Regions from separate parts of the Homo sapiens genome. Here region 2 is linked to region 1. A link is a loop called in an ENCODE intact Hi-C map of the cell type or tissue named here. Cell type or tissue: ascending aorta. All regions are shown on one strand.

The links. Hi-C counts contacts between places; a loop is a spot of excess contacts. Peaks named below come from ENCODE experiments on the same cell type or tissue, not always from the same donor. Only the 100,000 strongest peaks of a DNase experiment are listed, where the experiment ranks them.
Region 2: a loop joins it to region 1, with 3 times the contacts of the local background. A loop is called at or near these places in 1 of 110 quality-filtered maps.

Annotation. Positions count from the first base shown.
Region 1 is chr10:44,929,743-44,937,742 of GRCh38, reverse strand. It overlaps TMEM72 (transmembrane protein 72), which reads right to left. Exons shown (of 5, transcript NM_001123376.3): 3 at 5,674-5,745; 4 at 3,967-4,106; 5 at 733-3,087. The coding sequence ends at 2,609. The region is part of intron 1 of TMEM72-AS1 (TMEM72 antisense RNA 1); the gene reads left to right. Among named protein-coding and RNA genes, the nearest start is that of TMEM72, 22 kb to the right of the region's middle. RefSeq lists enhancers at 1,868-2,162, 3,969-4,675, 4,676-5,383. In ascending aorta, a CTCF peak has its summit at 4,874 (motif pointing left); DNase peaks (open chromatin) are centred at 1,942, 2,932, 3,062, 4,852 and 2 weaker places; H3K27ac peaks cover 2,135 bases.
Region 2 is chr10:45,176,691-45,184,690 of GRCh38, reverse strand. It overlaps the pseudogene ANKRD30BP3. Among named protein-coding and RNA genes, the nearest start is that of MIR3156-1, 17 kb to the right of the region's middle. In ascending aorta, no CTCF peak of the experiment used is centred here; DNase peaks (open chromatin) are centred at 2,970, 3,470 and 4,790; H3K4me3 peaks cover 1,913 bases; H3K27ac peaks cover 2,743 bases.

The DNA.
Region 1 (8,000 bases):
GTCCCCCGTAGGGATAGGGATGTAGTGCAATCACAGTGACTTGTTTGTAGTTCTGAAAAGCACTTGCCCATGTCTTGTTGAGTTACTGCTGTGATTTGCACTTAATAGGGGAACCTGAGCCAGAGATGCGAAGGGGCTTGAACAAGGTCAGACGTGTATTAGTGGAGGTCGAATGGTGCTCAGCCTGGTGCTCTTTCTTCTTCCTGTCACTCTGTTCTTCATATACAAAATGCTCCCCTCTCTGCTGAGGTAGGGAGGGGGATCATGGCAGGGCCAGTCCTTCTAGTCTTTGCTTCTTGGCAAGGATGCAGATCATTACAACATCTGCTTTGCAGGGATTCTTCTGGACAAGGATGTGGTCATAGAGGTCACAGGCTGAGAATCAATGGAGACACGTGGTGCTCATCTGCTTATGAGGAAGATGCCACTTTCTTGCTTGGTCCACTGATGGGTGAGAATTCTGGCCTATTTAATGATCTCACTCCAGCTTTTTGTTTTTGTTTTGTAGCCATAAGAGTGTTTGAGAACTTTACTAACCTAGGTAAGATCATAATTGTCCTGTAATGCTGCACACCAGCAGACACTCTCTTAACTGATGACAATCTCCAGGAAGCCTATGTGCCTCAGAATTCCATCGCATCATCACTGGAACTCCCGGCACACACTAAGACACCTCCAAAAGGGTGCTCCCAACACACATCTCTAAAACACACCCAAAACAACACTCCACACTTGGGTTTACTGAAGTGTTTATTAAACGGGATCTGACATCTCTGCCATCACACTTTCTGGTTTGCTTCTTGCGATCTGGTCATCCAGCTCTGCTGACTGGGGCTTCGAGGACAGAACTACTCTGATGCAGAGGAACGTCAGAGGCTGGCCATGTCTGTGCCATGAGGGTGTCTGTGGCCATCACATTCCCCTTCCACAGTTGACAGGGGAAAGATGCCTGGCTTCTCTGCACTTAGGCTCTTTCTGTGCACAGGGGGCCTGCCTGAGACACCCGGCCCATCAGCCATGGGGCACGATCCTTGTCTACCACCTACCTATACCCATATCCCATATTGTTCACTATTCCCTGACTGTAGACAGTCAGGTCCTGAGGTCCTGCCTTGATGGCAGCTGAAGAAACAGCTCTGCAGCTCTCACCATCAAGGGCTTGCAGGAGTGTCTTGATTAGCCATTTGTCATTTGGTGAGACCTGGGCTACTGCAGGAAGAGCTCTGCTTATCTGCTTATCAGGAACACCTGCTGCATTTAGGCCCCAAACTGATACTAGCTTCTGGTTGGCCATTATTTTCATACCTTTGTAAAATATCCTGTAGGGAACATTGAAACGTGTGCAAGCACAAACACAAGTTTCTCATTAGACCATAGAGCATGCACTCTAAGGCTTGTTCTACAGAGCTTTGCGTTAGCCTCCACAGGGACTGAGAAGCCACAGGACTCTTCCTCCTGACTGCTCCCTCACTGCAGTTGCCATGAAGAATGGTGTGTGTGCTCTTCCTGGCAACAGCCTCATGGACCCGACAACAATTTTTAGAAGTAAAGCCTATATTGCAAATCCTTTACAGATTTACAAAGGAATATCTGATTCAGATGTCTTTGTTCCTTCTGGGTTAACTGTCACTTCCGTGGCCCCATGGCAGAGAACTTGCCTGCCTGCCCACTTCCTCCTATCCTCCCATTTTCCCTCCTCTTCTTCCCCCCTCACTTCCTTTCATTTTGAAGACATTTATATTTATCACCTATTCTGCTACCAAGTGCCTAAACACGGCACTGACACTTCTCTGTGCTGTGCCACCCCTGGGCAGCCTCTGTGGTCCTGCCCACAGCAGACATTGCCTTCTGGGCCCTGGCATTCACTGCGTTCAGTTTGCATCATCAACCTGGAATCTTGGAAAGGCCATGTGGTAAGGAGGCTGGAAGTCCCCAGCCATGTTTCTGGAATGAGCTTTGCTCATCTGGCCTGGCTTTCCCACAGTGAGCACAGAGCGGCATTGTTTTCCTGAGCAGCTCAGCCCCAGCCCTAGAGCATGCAGAGAATGTGGCCCACGGCCCGGCTGCTCCCACCAGAGGCCTGCAGCCTCCCCTCCCGACCCTGAGCAGTCTTGGTTGGTCAAGACCCACAGCCACCTTCTCTGCCTTAGAGATGCTTAAGTTACTGACACTTCCCTGGGCCTGCAGAGATGGGTGGACCATAGGTTCCTCACTGAGTGTTGTGCCCTGGGTTGGGAGTAAGAAAAGCCCAGAGGCTTTTGCTGGGCAGACATCCTCTGTCCCTTCTGGGCTGAGTCAATGGCACCTGCAGCCTCGTGCGCAGTGGCAGTGATGGTCTTGTTGGGGAAGCATAAGGGTTTCCCCACCTGTGGCCAGGAGGAAGGAGCTTGTGCTGGCTTGAGGTGGCGTGAGCCTTGTTTGTGCCTCCCTCGAGGCCTCTCCAGAAATGCTGGCCAGTCACACCTCCTGATGGCCTCAGGGGCCCAGCCAGTGTGGGGGTGTCTGGTTACCCCTTGAAAAGCTGACCAGAGAAGACCCTGAAACTCCAGGGAGGGCCATTGAGCTAGGTAGACCCCTCACTGAGCGTCCTCCAGGCTGGAGCAAGCGCTCAGAACAGGCCGGTGGCTGTAAGAGATGACAGGAAGAGTGGGGCCTGGGGAGGGGGAATGATGGGTGTCGTGTCAGAGGTGGTCTCCTCTGGCTCACTGTCCCCATCATCCAGACCTTCGGCGAGGGAGGGGACTATGCGGACCAAGTTGTCTTCAAAGTGCACCTGCTTCTTCTTGGCCAGGGAGTCGGCTGGCTCCAGGCTCAGCTCCATCAGGGTGTTGGGGGGCTGGAGGGCACTGGGCTTCTTAGTCCCCTTCAGGATACTCTTCATGTGGATGAAAAGGGAGCTGGGCCCCTCCTTGAGGGCCCCATGGAAAGTGTAGGTTTGCTCTGTGTCCCCAGAGCCGGTGGTGCTCACAGCGCTGCTAGAGGGGTCTGTGTACTGCTCTGGGGAGGCCAGCACCTCGGGGGCAGCTTTCCTCTTCTTCCGCTTGCTCAGAAGGAAGTAGGCCAGGCCGGTGATGATGAGCATGGAGCCTGGAAAAGAGCCAGAGGTCAGGGCTCTAGAGGAGTCACGGAAAAAATCCGGAGTCCTTGCAAGCATGTCGTGCAGCAGAGCTCCTGCAACCCGGCGCTGTGTGGCCATTCACAGGCCCCTGTGGCCCTGGCCCTCTTGCCTGGCTTGTCCTCACACCCCACATCAGATTTGGGGGTCCACTTGGAGGCTGGGATGGGGATGCTAAATGGCAGGAAGGATGGAGGCTCTGCTTTTCAACATGGTCTCCCTGGAGGGCTGTCTTCCCTGTATTGTAGATGGGTTCATGAGGAGGGGGCACAGTTTTCACAGATAGGGAGCAGAGAGGAGAAGGACACTAGCAGAAAAGGTCGTGGATGAAACTGAAAAGGTGGGAGCAAGAAATCCTGGGTTCTCTGACCAGAAACCAGCTGGCCAGTGGTATGCACCCGTGAAGTGGAAGTAGGAGATGAGGCTGTGAAGATTTTCTGGGGTCCCACCCTGAAGTGCCTTTCAAACCAGGCTGAGGAGTTTGGACCTGAATGAGTAGGCACTGGGGAGATTCAGAAGGGTTTGGGCAGGGAAGTGGCCATGTCACACCCTTGGGAAGCTCAGACCACACATGGTCAGTGGGAGGAAAGGTGAGGTCCCCTTTGCGGTTCCACTTCTGTACGGCTCTGTGAAGGAAGGATGCACTTCTTGGGACATTCCTGCCATTTGATCAGCATGGAGTATGTCTGGCATTCCGATGATTCCTCATGTCCACCCTCTAGGTCAGAGAGGGCAGTGGGGCAGGTAAGGTCCCTGGAGCCACCACTGGAGCTAGACTTTGAGGGGCTCAGCTCCTCCTGCTCAGAGTCCACCTGTGCTGGGGCTGCATATCTCTACCCCTGTGCTCTTACCTGGGATGGTCACGTGCCAGACCAGGACCGGGTGGAGGAAGCAGGCCACCGACAGCAGCAGGTAGGCCAGGAACTTCTGGAAGCAGCCCAGCCAGTGGGCTTTCTCCCTTACTCTGTCTGCCAGGGACCCTGGTTGACACCTGGGGAGAGGGAGTCCAGGTTAGCATAATGTGTCCCAGGAAAACCCCAGCAAGACTGGATGCCATGGAGTCTGGGCCAGGCCCTGCTGTGGGCATGCTCTGCAGTGGGCCCTGGCTGAACAGAAAGCCCTAGCGGTCCTTGGTGTGGGTTCCACAATGAGTGGATTTGCCTGAGTCCCTCTAGAGGGTCCACAAGTTTTTGAAAGGCTGCCCAGACCTGTTTTTCTGGTCGAAGGGGAAGCAAGTTAAATGTTCTCAGGATGCTGCATGAGTTAGTGAGGAAGACAGCTGGAGGCTCAGGGCTCACTGGGAAGTCTGCACTAATGCAGAGAAAGTGTGCAGTTTGGGAGCCACCTGCCTGGGACAGTTGTGCTTGTAGTGCACTGCATAAGAGGCTTGGCCAGGTGAGTGAGCAGGCTGGCACCCAGCTGTGCCCTGTTCACCCAGCCTTGCTTAGGCACAGTACAGTGTTGGCCCAGAAGGGCTTCTTTTCTAACTGTATACACAGGGACCACACATAGCCCTGGCAGAAGCCTGATGCTGAGCAGCTTCCTTCAGGGGCGCTGCCTCCATGTTTCACAGGGGGCAAGTGCCTGCCTTTAGACCCAGCGCCTCCATCCTCTGAATTGGCCTAGAGCTGGGGCTCTACACAGCCACATCCTGCCCCTCTAGCTTTGAGGGAGTGCTCAGGCTGTCCAGGTGGCCCAAAGCACTGCTCTCTTATGCTCGCAGGCTGGACTGCCATGGCTCACTGGTGCCCCCTGGTGCCCATTCCTGCGTGTGTGTGGTGGCAGGGTGCGGTGGAGTCCATCCAGGGTCCATTCCTCCCCAGCCTTCTCCCCAGCTGAAGTTTCAAGCACAGCTTGGCAGTGGAATTCAGCAGAAAGGGGAAAGCTTTCTGCCTTAGGGCTGGTGAGCCTGAGAGGCAGCCAGTGGCCTTGCAAGGTGCTGGGACATCTGGATCTGAAGACTGGCTCTCTCACTGACCACCCAGGGACCAGTGTCTAGGTTCTGAGAGCCGCAGTCCTCGGTCTCACCGATAACAGCTTCCACATACTGAGTGTAGGCTGGGAAGCAGCAAGGGCCTCACGAGATCCTGCAGGGTCTGCACTCCTGCCCCACGAAGGGGTGTAGAGACATACTGCCCCTGACTTGCCCCCGGGCCCTAGGAAGAGACAGAGCCAGTTCCCAAACCCAGGTCTGCTCACTCCCAGCTGGGCCTTCTGCAGGGTCCTCACCCCATGGCAGATGGCTCAGACACTGGGGCCCAGTGACTGGCTGCTCCTGGTGAGGGGGAGCTGGACTTTTCTGGGGATTCTGGGCAAGGACAGGCCCTGAATGACTGTGTCAGTTGGTTCTCTTGGTTGGGACCAGGGCAAAGAAGGCAATGGAGCCCCTTGGGCCTGTGCCCACCTCCAGGCCAGGCTGATTGTACCTCGGTGGGGGGCTCCTGTCCACAGTGGCTTCAGGAGCAGGACATCCCCTGGTTGTGGGCTCTTGGGTGGAGACATCTGTGGTGTCTGGGGCTGGGGTGGACAATGGAGGGGTCTCTCTGGAAACTACTTACTGGAAGCAGATGGCCAGCAGCTGAGCCACAAAGTAGGCCCCTTCACATATGGAGACAGCGGCTCCTGTAAACCTGCAGGTGGAGACAGGTGAGGGAGGCTGGCGCCTCTGTCTTCCTTTGCTTTCCTGAGGGCTGTCTTCTCACACGTGGCCTCCTGACATCACATCTACAGCCAATGGACTCACCTGGATTCCCCCAGACAACATTCACCACGGGCTGTCTCCAGGACATGGCGTGTTCCGGACTGGGCCATGCTGGGGAGAGGTGGGGTCTGGGGTTCAGAGATGGGTGGGGAGGGCACCGTGGCCAGCAGGTGACATGGCCTTCACCTGGCACCCTGTGTGACACTGGCAGGCACATCCTTCTACCTGCTGGTCACCAGGATGGACACCCACTGCCTGTGTTCCAGCCTTAAACCTGGACCTGTTCCTGACCCTTTCCTTCTTCCTTTTCCTATTATCCAAATAGTCACCAGGAGCTGTTGATTACATTCCTTCAATACCTTCCAAATCGCTCCTGTTCTCTGACCTCATGGGCATTGCCTGGGTTCAGGCCCTGCCCCCTGGACCCCTGCACCAGTTCCACTTCCTCACTTACCCCAGGCCTGTCTCCTGCTCCCCCACTGTGTCACTCTGGGCTGCCTGACACCTGAATCTGATCATGTTCCTCCTGATACAGGATGCCTCAAAGGCTCCTTGTGCTCCCAGTGTGGTCCATGGATCCTGCAATCAGCATCTCCTGAGGAATGTGTAGAATTCATGGCTCCCAGGCCACCCCTAGACTCACATCAGAATCCTTGGAAATGGAATATGTACTTACGGAGGGTCTCACTGCCTATCCTCCATGTTCCCTTGACAACACAAGAAGCTATCAGGTGCCACAGGGCTTTTGCACAAGTGAGCTTTTCCTGGAAGGCCTTCCCCTTCCCTCTCCAGTCTGTCTGGTGACCTCCTCTTACTTCTCCATGTGGTACCATATGACCAGAGTCACTAGTCTGTGAACCCCCAGAGGGCGTTCCCTGTCTAATTCTTCTGTACAGCCCAGGCTCACAGTGGGTCGGGCTTATTGGGCTCCATTAATGAGCATTGCAATAAATGAAGGAATGAAAGTGGATAGTGTTGTGCAGAAGGTGGCTTGGGGTCAGGGTTTCCTCAGAGCCATGGGTGTTTCTAGATTGTGTGATCACAGGTGAGAGGTGTGACCTTTCTCTGTCTTAGTTTCCTCAGCTGTAAACTGGGGTTATTATAGTGCATCAACAGTAAAACTGTTCTAAGAATTAAATGATATTTGTAAAGCACTTAGGACCATGCTTGGCACACAGTGATTATATCAATTCTAGTTATCATTTCTCTCTCCCTGTGATTAGTTAGATCATTTAGTGATCTCCACTCCTCTCAGTCTCTATGCCTCCCAGTGTGAGCCTAACTCTTACCCCTTGGTTTTAAAATGATAATAACTAACATTTATGTAATGATTGCTATGGGCCAGGCATAATTCTAAAGGCCTTACAAATATCAACTCATTTAGTCCTTGCAACAATTTTATAATAAGTACTATATTATATTATAATAAACACTATAATTACTGTCAGTTTACCGATGAGGAAACTAAGGCACAGAGAGGTTTGCCCCATCACCAATGGCCCCTTATCAGTAGCAGGGGGAAGATCAGAACCTAGCACGCAGGCTCCAGAGCTTGTGTGCCTAACAGGCACATCAAGACGTGTTTTGCAAAATAATTGCCACTGCCTTTTTCTATGCCCTGGGACAGAGGGGTATATCAAGGCTTGGGGAATAAAGCGACTCATTCAGACTTCCTGTCTGGTGCTATTGAGTGGCAGGGAGGGACAGACAGGGCAGGTACTGAGTGCTGATCCTGCAGGTGTTAGAGAACAGGGCACAGCAAGGGGCAGGGGACCCCAGGCTGGACTGGACCACCCAGAGACCACATGGGCATAGGGTCCCCTCAAAACAGAGACAAAACAGGGTTCTGGGCAGAAGGCAGCCTGCATTCACCTGCCATGGCCTGACCCGAGAGTTAGGGACCCACTGGAGAGGAGGAAGGCCCGCCTGCTTCTGGATCCCAGGGCAATGGTGCACAGCGGCTAGGGACATGGTCAGTTAGACACGGAGGGTGTTCAGAACCAGGAGAAGTCACTGCCAGCCAGCAGGGGCTCCAGGCTCAGGGCACAATTGCCAGGGCAGAATGCCAGGAAGGAGTGTCAGGCATTGGGCAGGTGGAAATGGGTGGACGGTGCTTGGGCACCCAACAGAATGAGTGAAGCTTGGAGGCGAGGCCATGCTGGTGAGTTTGAAAAAGAGTCAGAA
Region 2 (8,000 bases), 250 kb before region 1:
ATTTAGCGCTCATTCTGTGCTAGAACCCCTTTGGGAGCTTCTAATTACTTATTATGTCATGTCGTTACCATATTCAGCATGTGTCAGACGTTTTATATCCCTATGGATTTGAAGTGGGGTGCGTGGCACTCACTGAGTCTTCAAAGACCAGGTTTTAGGTGCAACTCATTTGGCAACTACAAACTTAGGTCACTGTTTGTATGTTACTTGCAGGATTCATGTACTTAGTTTTTAACTATTTATACTACTTTAAGTCTCTAAAAATTCATATATTGAAAAAATTGAAAATTTTAAGTTTCTACTCCTCATTACTTTTTGTGATATTTGATCTCCCCTAATACTTGATTATAAATCAGCCAGTGATCAATAAAGAGTCTCTCCCACTTTTCAAATCATTATATTTTTAAGTCATGCAATAAAATAGGTCAGGTGGTGAACATTGTTTATCATTAGAGATACCACTGTGATGTCACTAGGATTCGTGAGGAGATGACACCTGAGAAGAAGGATCTGCATAAGAGGCCTCACCTCTGCCCTCCTGTGTTTTTTTGGAAATTGAGCATGGTAAAAAGAACCTGCTAAACCTGGCTGGACACAGTGACTCAAACCTGGAATCCCAGCACTTTGAGAGGCCGAGGCAGGAGGATGGCTTTAGGCCAGGAGTTTGAGACCAGCCTAGGCAACAGAGTGAGGCCCCATCTCTGCAAAAGCATTAACAATTAGCCAAGTGTGGTGGCATGTGCTTGTGGTCCCAGCTGCTCGGAAGGCTGAGATGGGAGGATTGCCTGAGCCCAGGAGTTTGAGGCTACTGCACTCCAGCCTGGGCAACTGAGTAAGACCCTGCCCCTAACAAAAAAAGATAAAGAATCAGCTAAACCTAATAGAATCATTGACCCTTGCCACCAAGCAAGCTTACATCTTTCTCATAGAAGGAGGAGACTGTCGAGTTATTTTGCTCACATAATATGGCCATTGGAAAATATTTTGGCTATTATAGCTAAAACAATATTTTATTAATAACAGTTTATTAATCATTTACTTGTAAACAATAAAAGCTTGGCTCTCTTTGTACTGCTCATGGCTTTAGGTGGATCTTGGAACGTAACCACTTGTGAGAAGCTAGTAGTATTTGCTGCTTCCCTTAAAGCTCCTGAAAGGCAGAGAGGAAATCTTAGATTTTTCATTGCTATGAACCACTGCAAGTATTGAGGAAATATTCACTACTTCCAACGTCGTAATCCTGCAGCCATTTGGCACCTGTGAGTCAGGTGCCAGAAACTGGGCAGTGCAGAAGGCAGTGCGCTGTGTTCCACAGTTGCTTGCTATCTAGAACTTCTAGAACTTCTGCTTTTCTAGAACTTCTGCTGTTCATTCTCAACTCCAAGAGTTTTGTTGTTGTTTTGTTTTATGGGAAGTTTGTTAGAAGTAGGTTTATATATTTTCTTTCAGAATTAACAGAAGAATTATAATTAATATCACTTCCTGGTGTGACCGAAAGCCTCTAATCCTTTACTGTTATTTGTTTATGAGCACATTTCTTTTAACAGCTATGATAATTACTACATCTTGTGTGGTTTCTCAAAAATACATTTGTTTCTTATTTCAAAGAGTTTCTGTAATGGAGCCCTTCAGATTTGGTGCTAATAACATGAAGTAAGAATTTAAGAAAGAAGATCTTTTATTTTATTTATATTTATATTTTTTGAGATGGAGTCTTGCTCTTGTCACCCAGGCTGGAGCAGTGGCGCCATCTTGGCTCACTGCAGACTCCGCCTCCCGGGCTCAAGTAATTCTCCTGCAGGGTTTCACCATGTTGACCAGGCTGGTCTTGAACTCCTGACCTCAGGTGGTCCACCTGCCTTCGCCTCCCAGAGTGCTGGGATTACAGGCATGGGCCATCGTGCCTGGCCAGTTGCAAAATATTTAAATGTTACATACAGAGGTGCGAGGGAGATCCATATAGTACCATGTAAATTGCTTGAATCTTTTCAGAGTACTGTTTGTATGTGGTTTCAAAGCAGGGATTAATATATTTATTTTTATCTTTTAATTACAATTTGTATACCTATTCAAAAGTAGAGAAAATAGTAAAAGTAACACTAAAATACCCATTATTCAATTTCTGTGATCAAGATTGTCCTACATTTTGTTCATCTATCTGTTCATCTATCTTTACAGGAATATTATAAAGCAAATCACAAGGCCATTTTTTCTGTTCAGTGTGCATCCCTGGACAGCACTAAAGTTTCTTTATTTTTTTTTTCTTCAGCTTTTAAGTTCTGGGGTCCATGTACAGGATGTGCAGGTTCATTACATAGGTAAACGTGTGTCATAGTGGTTTGCTGCACAGATCAACCCATCACTCAGATATTACGCCCAGTATTGATTAGCTATTCTTCCTGATGCTCTCCCTCCTCCTGCCCCCACAACAGGTCCCATTGTGTGTTGTTACCCCTCATGGATCTGTGTGTTCTCATCATTCAGCTCCCACTTATAAGTGAGAATACGTGTTGTTTGATTTTCTGTTCCTGCATTAGTTTTCTGAGGATCATGGCTTCCAGCTCCATCCATGTCTTTGCAGAGGACATGATCTTGTTTCTTTTTAGGCCTGCATGATAGTCCATCGTGCACATGTACCAAATTTTCTTTATCCAGTCTAACATTGATGGGCATTTTGGTAGATTTCATGTCTTTGCTGTTGTGAATAGTGCTGCAGTGAACATACATGTGCATGTCTCTTTATAATATAATGATTTATATTATTTTGGATATATACCTAGCAATGGGATTGCTGGGTCAATGGTCTTTCTGCTTCTAGATCTTTGAGGAGTCAACACACTTCCTTCCTCGATGGTTGAACTAATTCTTGGCAAGCCTCCTAGCAAGCCTCTGTGTCAGCCTCCTAGCCAGCCAGCCTGAAGACTGGCCTCCCATGCAGCCAGCATTCCGAACAGCATTCCAGCAACCCTCTTCCCCTGCCAGAAGACTCGTGATTTGATTAGCCTCCCATGCAGCCAGGCTCTAGGCCAGCCTCCAAAAAACCGGCCTGCCACCAGGCCTCCAAGTCACATTCATCTTGCCGGACTCTTCAGCAAGCGTTTTAGGAAGCATTTAAGGCAGCCTCTCACACAGCCTCTCCCGCAGGCTCTTGGCCAGCCTCCTAGACAGCCAGCCTCCGATCCAGCCTTTCAGAAAGTCTCTAAGCGAATCTCCCAGACAATCAGCTTCCAGACCAACCTCCCATGCAGCCAGCGTTTTTAACAGCCATCCAGCAAGCCTCTTGCACAGCCAGACAATCTGCCACTCTGCCAGTTTCCTCGCCAGCCTCTTGGTTAGCCTCCCATGCAGCCAGCTTCTAGGCCAGCCTCCTAACAAGCCAGACTTGCATTCCGACTCTTAGCCAGATTCAGCCTGCCAGGATCTCAGCAGGCCTTTTAGCAAGCGTTTATGGCAGCCTCTCAGACAGAAAGCCTCTCCCACAGGCTCTAGGCCAGCCTCCCAGTGAGCCAGCCTCTCAGCAAGCCTCTATGCTACTTTTCAAGAGAGTCCTTCAGTACACCAGCCTCCCATGCAGCCCGCGCCTTGGCCAGCCTTCCAGCCAGCCTCTAGGTAAGTCTGTTAGCCAGCCGCTTAGCCAACCAGCTTCAGAATCAGCCTCCCATGCCACCAATGGCGTGGCCAGCCTCCCAGTACGCCTCTTAGAGAGCCTCTTAGGCGGCCTCCTGACTAGCCAGCCTCAAAACCAGCCTCCCTTGCAGCCAGCGTTTCCAACAGCCTCAGTGGGAGTGAAGGAGAAGGCAGCCAAAGTTTGAGGTTGATTTTAAGGTGGCCTTGTCCCTCTGCCCTGCAGGCCTTGTCCCTGTGCCCTGCAGGGCGCCCCCATCCCAGGACTGGGGGCCTGCCCAGGAAGAAGGCCCAGATACCGGGGCCCAAGATTTCTGCCCCGCTGCCGACCCACTCTTCCACCTGCTGCCTTTGTCCCGGGGACACCCACCACACCCCACGCTGAAGGGGCGATCCTCCCACAGCTGTCACCTCCTCCTGCAGCCCCAGCTCAGGCAGGGCACGGCGCCTCTTCTTCGCATCTTTTATGTTCAGGTCGATGGTCCTCGTCTTCACATCATCCCCTGCAAGCTTCCAGGCGTGGCCCCGGGAGGCAGCTCTGTGCATCTTTCTGATATCCCTATAGTGGATGACTTAAGAGTCTTTGGTGGTAGACCAGCTGAGTGAAGGCTCTCTGGCACTCCAGGCTTGTCACGCCCTTGACAGCAGTGGCAGAAAGCCTCTGCATGGCTGCAGCCACCTTTTAAGAGAGAGGCCGCTCCTCTCACTCGCCCTTCCCCAGCCCCAGCCCCAGCCCCAGCCCCAGCCCCCGCCGCTCGCCCTTGCCCTTAATCGCCACCACATCCGGCCCAACATCAGTAAAAAGTGTGGTCTAGTGAAGCCCTTGTACACTCCGGCCTCTTTCTAGAGAAATTTGTTGAGTAGAGCCGTGAGGCTTTCACGGGATCTTGTAGCCAGCCTCCTAACAAGCGAGCCTGGTACAACCAGGCTCTTAGCCGGACTCAGCCTACCAGGCCCTCAGCAAGCAAAATTAGCAAGAATTTGAGGTACCCTCTCACACGGACTCTCCGCCAGCCTCCTAGTCGGCCGCCTCTCACCCGGGTTCTTGGCAAATCTCCCAGCAAGCCTCTATGTCAGCCTCCTAGCCAGCCAGCCAGCCTGAAGACCGGCCTTCCATGCAGCCAGCATTTCGATCAGCGTTCCAGCAAGCCTCTCCCCCTGCCAGAAGACTTGTCATTCGACCAGACTCCCATGCAGGCAGGCTCTAGGCCGGCCTCCAAAAAACCGGCCTGCCACCCAGCCTCCAAGTCATATTCATCTTGCCGGACTTTTCAGCAAGCATTTTAGGAAGTATTTAAGGCAGCCTCTCAGACAGATAATTTTCTGGAATATTCCATTAAACATTCTTCTCTGATTAAATAACGCTTGCCTCACCATGGCAACATAAATCACTGAAAAATACTGTTTATCCGAAGAATAGTCTCTCAACTTGTGGGATAAATGATGTATAATTTTTAACCTTCTTGAGGGCAGATATTATGAGAAAATTTTTAATCATAAGAAAAACATTGCAGAATTATAGCCACAGTTTTAAAAATAAGCACATTATAATGATAATAAAATTGTAATACAACTAATTATAATGAACATATAAAAGAAGTCTCCCCATGGAGATTAGTATCATAAAACAATTTATATAATTTCACCAGCTATAGATTCACTGTTGGCATGTTACTTTTAATACATACTTGACTTTCAATTCGAAATCATTTTTTCATTAAATCCTGTACCTCAACTTTGAGATTAATGTGGTAATGTGATGCAGCTTCTAGTGAAGCCTCAGACACACATTGTTTATTGAGATCAGCCAATTTTTTTTGAAGTTGTCTCACAGTGACCTGACATGTTTGTTATTGATTTGTAAATCACCTTATCAAATTAACAATATTTACTTTCAAAAATATCACCAAATATATTGGTTCAGCTTATTTTCTTTATGTGTACACATTCCTGCTTATTACTGAATCCACTTAAGGACACAAGAAGGTATTATCTTCCTGCCAAACTGGTACTCTCTTACTAGACACCAGATTCATCCCACTAGTCATTTGTCCCCTAATGAATCTGTAATGCTTCACAACTTACTGAAGTCTCAAGAAAATATGTGGGCAGGACTAGTGGTGGTAAATTCTATGCTGTGGAATGCTTTCCTTCTTTTTTATTGAAGCACAAATCAACATCAAAGTTCCTCACATACTCAATCACCTGGTGAAATTTTTCCAACAGGTTTCTATCTCAGAATAAAAGTATTTTTGTTTCAAAGGCTTTAGAGGCCCTAGGTAACCTGGTCTCCACATCCCTCCTGACCGCAGCTGCTAAGTTTCTCTCCTCTACTCACTTTTTTTGTACTATACATGAACCCTGCCACCCCCCATGAATTGAAAAATGGGGATCCAATGCAAAGCTAATAAATCACAGATAGCTACAATGATCTTTCTCTGGGACAAAGTTCTATCCACATGACAGTCTTTGAGCCTTGAAATAGAAATTATGAGCAAATTATTTGTAACAATATTCAAAGTAAATTATAAATACCAGTGGGATGATTAAATCAAATTTGATATTGCTAAAATCCACTACATTTGTCCTAAGCTATTATTTAATAAAACACAGATGGCTTTAAAAAATTAAGTTGTCATAACAATACATAATTTGAGATTCAGATATGTTCAGATTTAAGTCAAATTGACATAAATGAAAATAAAATTCTACCAACTAAAATATACAAAAAGTTACTGAAAAAGTAGTATTACAAGATGCAGAAATGTACACTTCAAAATATACTTCAAATACACTTCAGTTCCTCTGGAAAATTTAGAATTAACTGTCAAAGTAAATTGTTGAATCAATTTCAAAATACTCATTGCTGATATGGGCATTCCCATTTATCTGTTTCATCGTGGTCATAAAATGTGGCCACAAAGAGATATTAAAACCTTTATTGGCCGGGTGCGGTGGCTCACGCCTGTAATCCCAGCACTTTGGGAGGCCGAGGCGGGTGGATCATGAGGTCAGGAGATCGAGACCATCCTGGCTAACAAGGTGAAACCCCGTCTCTACTAAAAATACAAAAAATTAGCCGGGCGCGGTGGCGGGCGCCTGTAGTCCCAGCTACTCGGGAGGCTGAGGCAGGAGAATGGCGTGAACCCGGGAAGCGGAGCTTGCACTGAGCCGAGATTGCGCCACTGCAGTCCACAGTCCGGCCTGGGCGACAGAGCGAGACTCCGTCTCAAAAAAAAAAAAAAAAAAAAAAAAACCTTTATTTCAGCAGTATAAGCCAATGTCATTAATGTTAATCTATTAAAAACCTTTAACTTAAATTCTTAAAATTTCATAAGTGACACAATGTCTTAAAGTAAAACATCTCTCAGCTTTAACTTGCATTTGGTGGAAATAAGCCATGTTTCTAAGCTGACATGGTAAATATATTTATTATCTATATTAAACTAGATTCAGCATTTATCTAAGGCCAAATATGACTTTAAATTTTCTTTCAGGAAGGTTGAAAAATATTTATTTTTTTTGATACTTCTCTTTCAGCTTTCTGTTTTTCATATTGGTATAAACATTATTTTAAATGGTTACAGTTATTAAATATCTCCTCATTTTTCTCTTTTAGGAGGTGATGTTGCGTTTTCCTCTCAAAACTGAATATTATTATCTTGCTTTTGTTATCAGCTTTCTTATGCACCTGAACTAATTGCTGTGGAAGCCACATGTTTTTGCTTTGTAGTTGAAATAATTTCTGCTCCAGACTCCTGCTGTTCAGTGTGCTTGGTCACATTATCTTGTTTGTTTTGATACATGTGTTCAGCTTTCTTCATTTGACACTATGTTTCACTTAGGTCTCTTTGTGCATGTTCTAAAACCTATGTATTTTCTCTTTGAGCGTCTCCTGCATAATTGAAATTAATTTTTAGACTTTTGGATTCCCTTTGAGCTTCAGAAAGTGGTTGATGAAGCTTCTCATTGTTATATATTATTCACATCAACATTCATTTTTCCTTGCAAATGAGCACTGTGGAAAGCAAGTTCTTGGTTTTTTCTTGATGTCACACTTTATCTTGGTCTTGTATAGCAGAAGCTAGTCTAGAATGGTATGATTCAATTTCTTTCTCCAGTATTTCTTTGTCTTGTTTTTCCTTCAATTTAGAAGTGAGCATTGTGTTCTTAGCTATCAGAACTTTAAGCTGCCCACTATACTGAGGTGCCCTTTTTGTTAATGTTTTCTCTTTCAGTTTTAGGGTCATTTGAAGTTCAGCATTCTTTTCTCTTAAAATCTTAATGTCCTCAAAGTATTTATTTTCCTTCTCCTGGTGCTGATGTTTTAGTATGTCCAATTTGCAGTTTTAGCATGGCAATTTCCTTTTTCAACA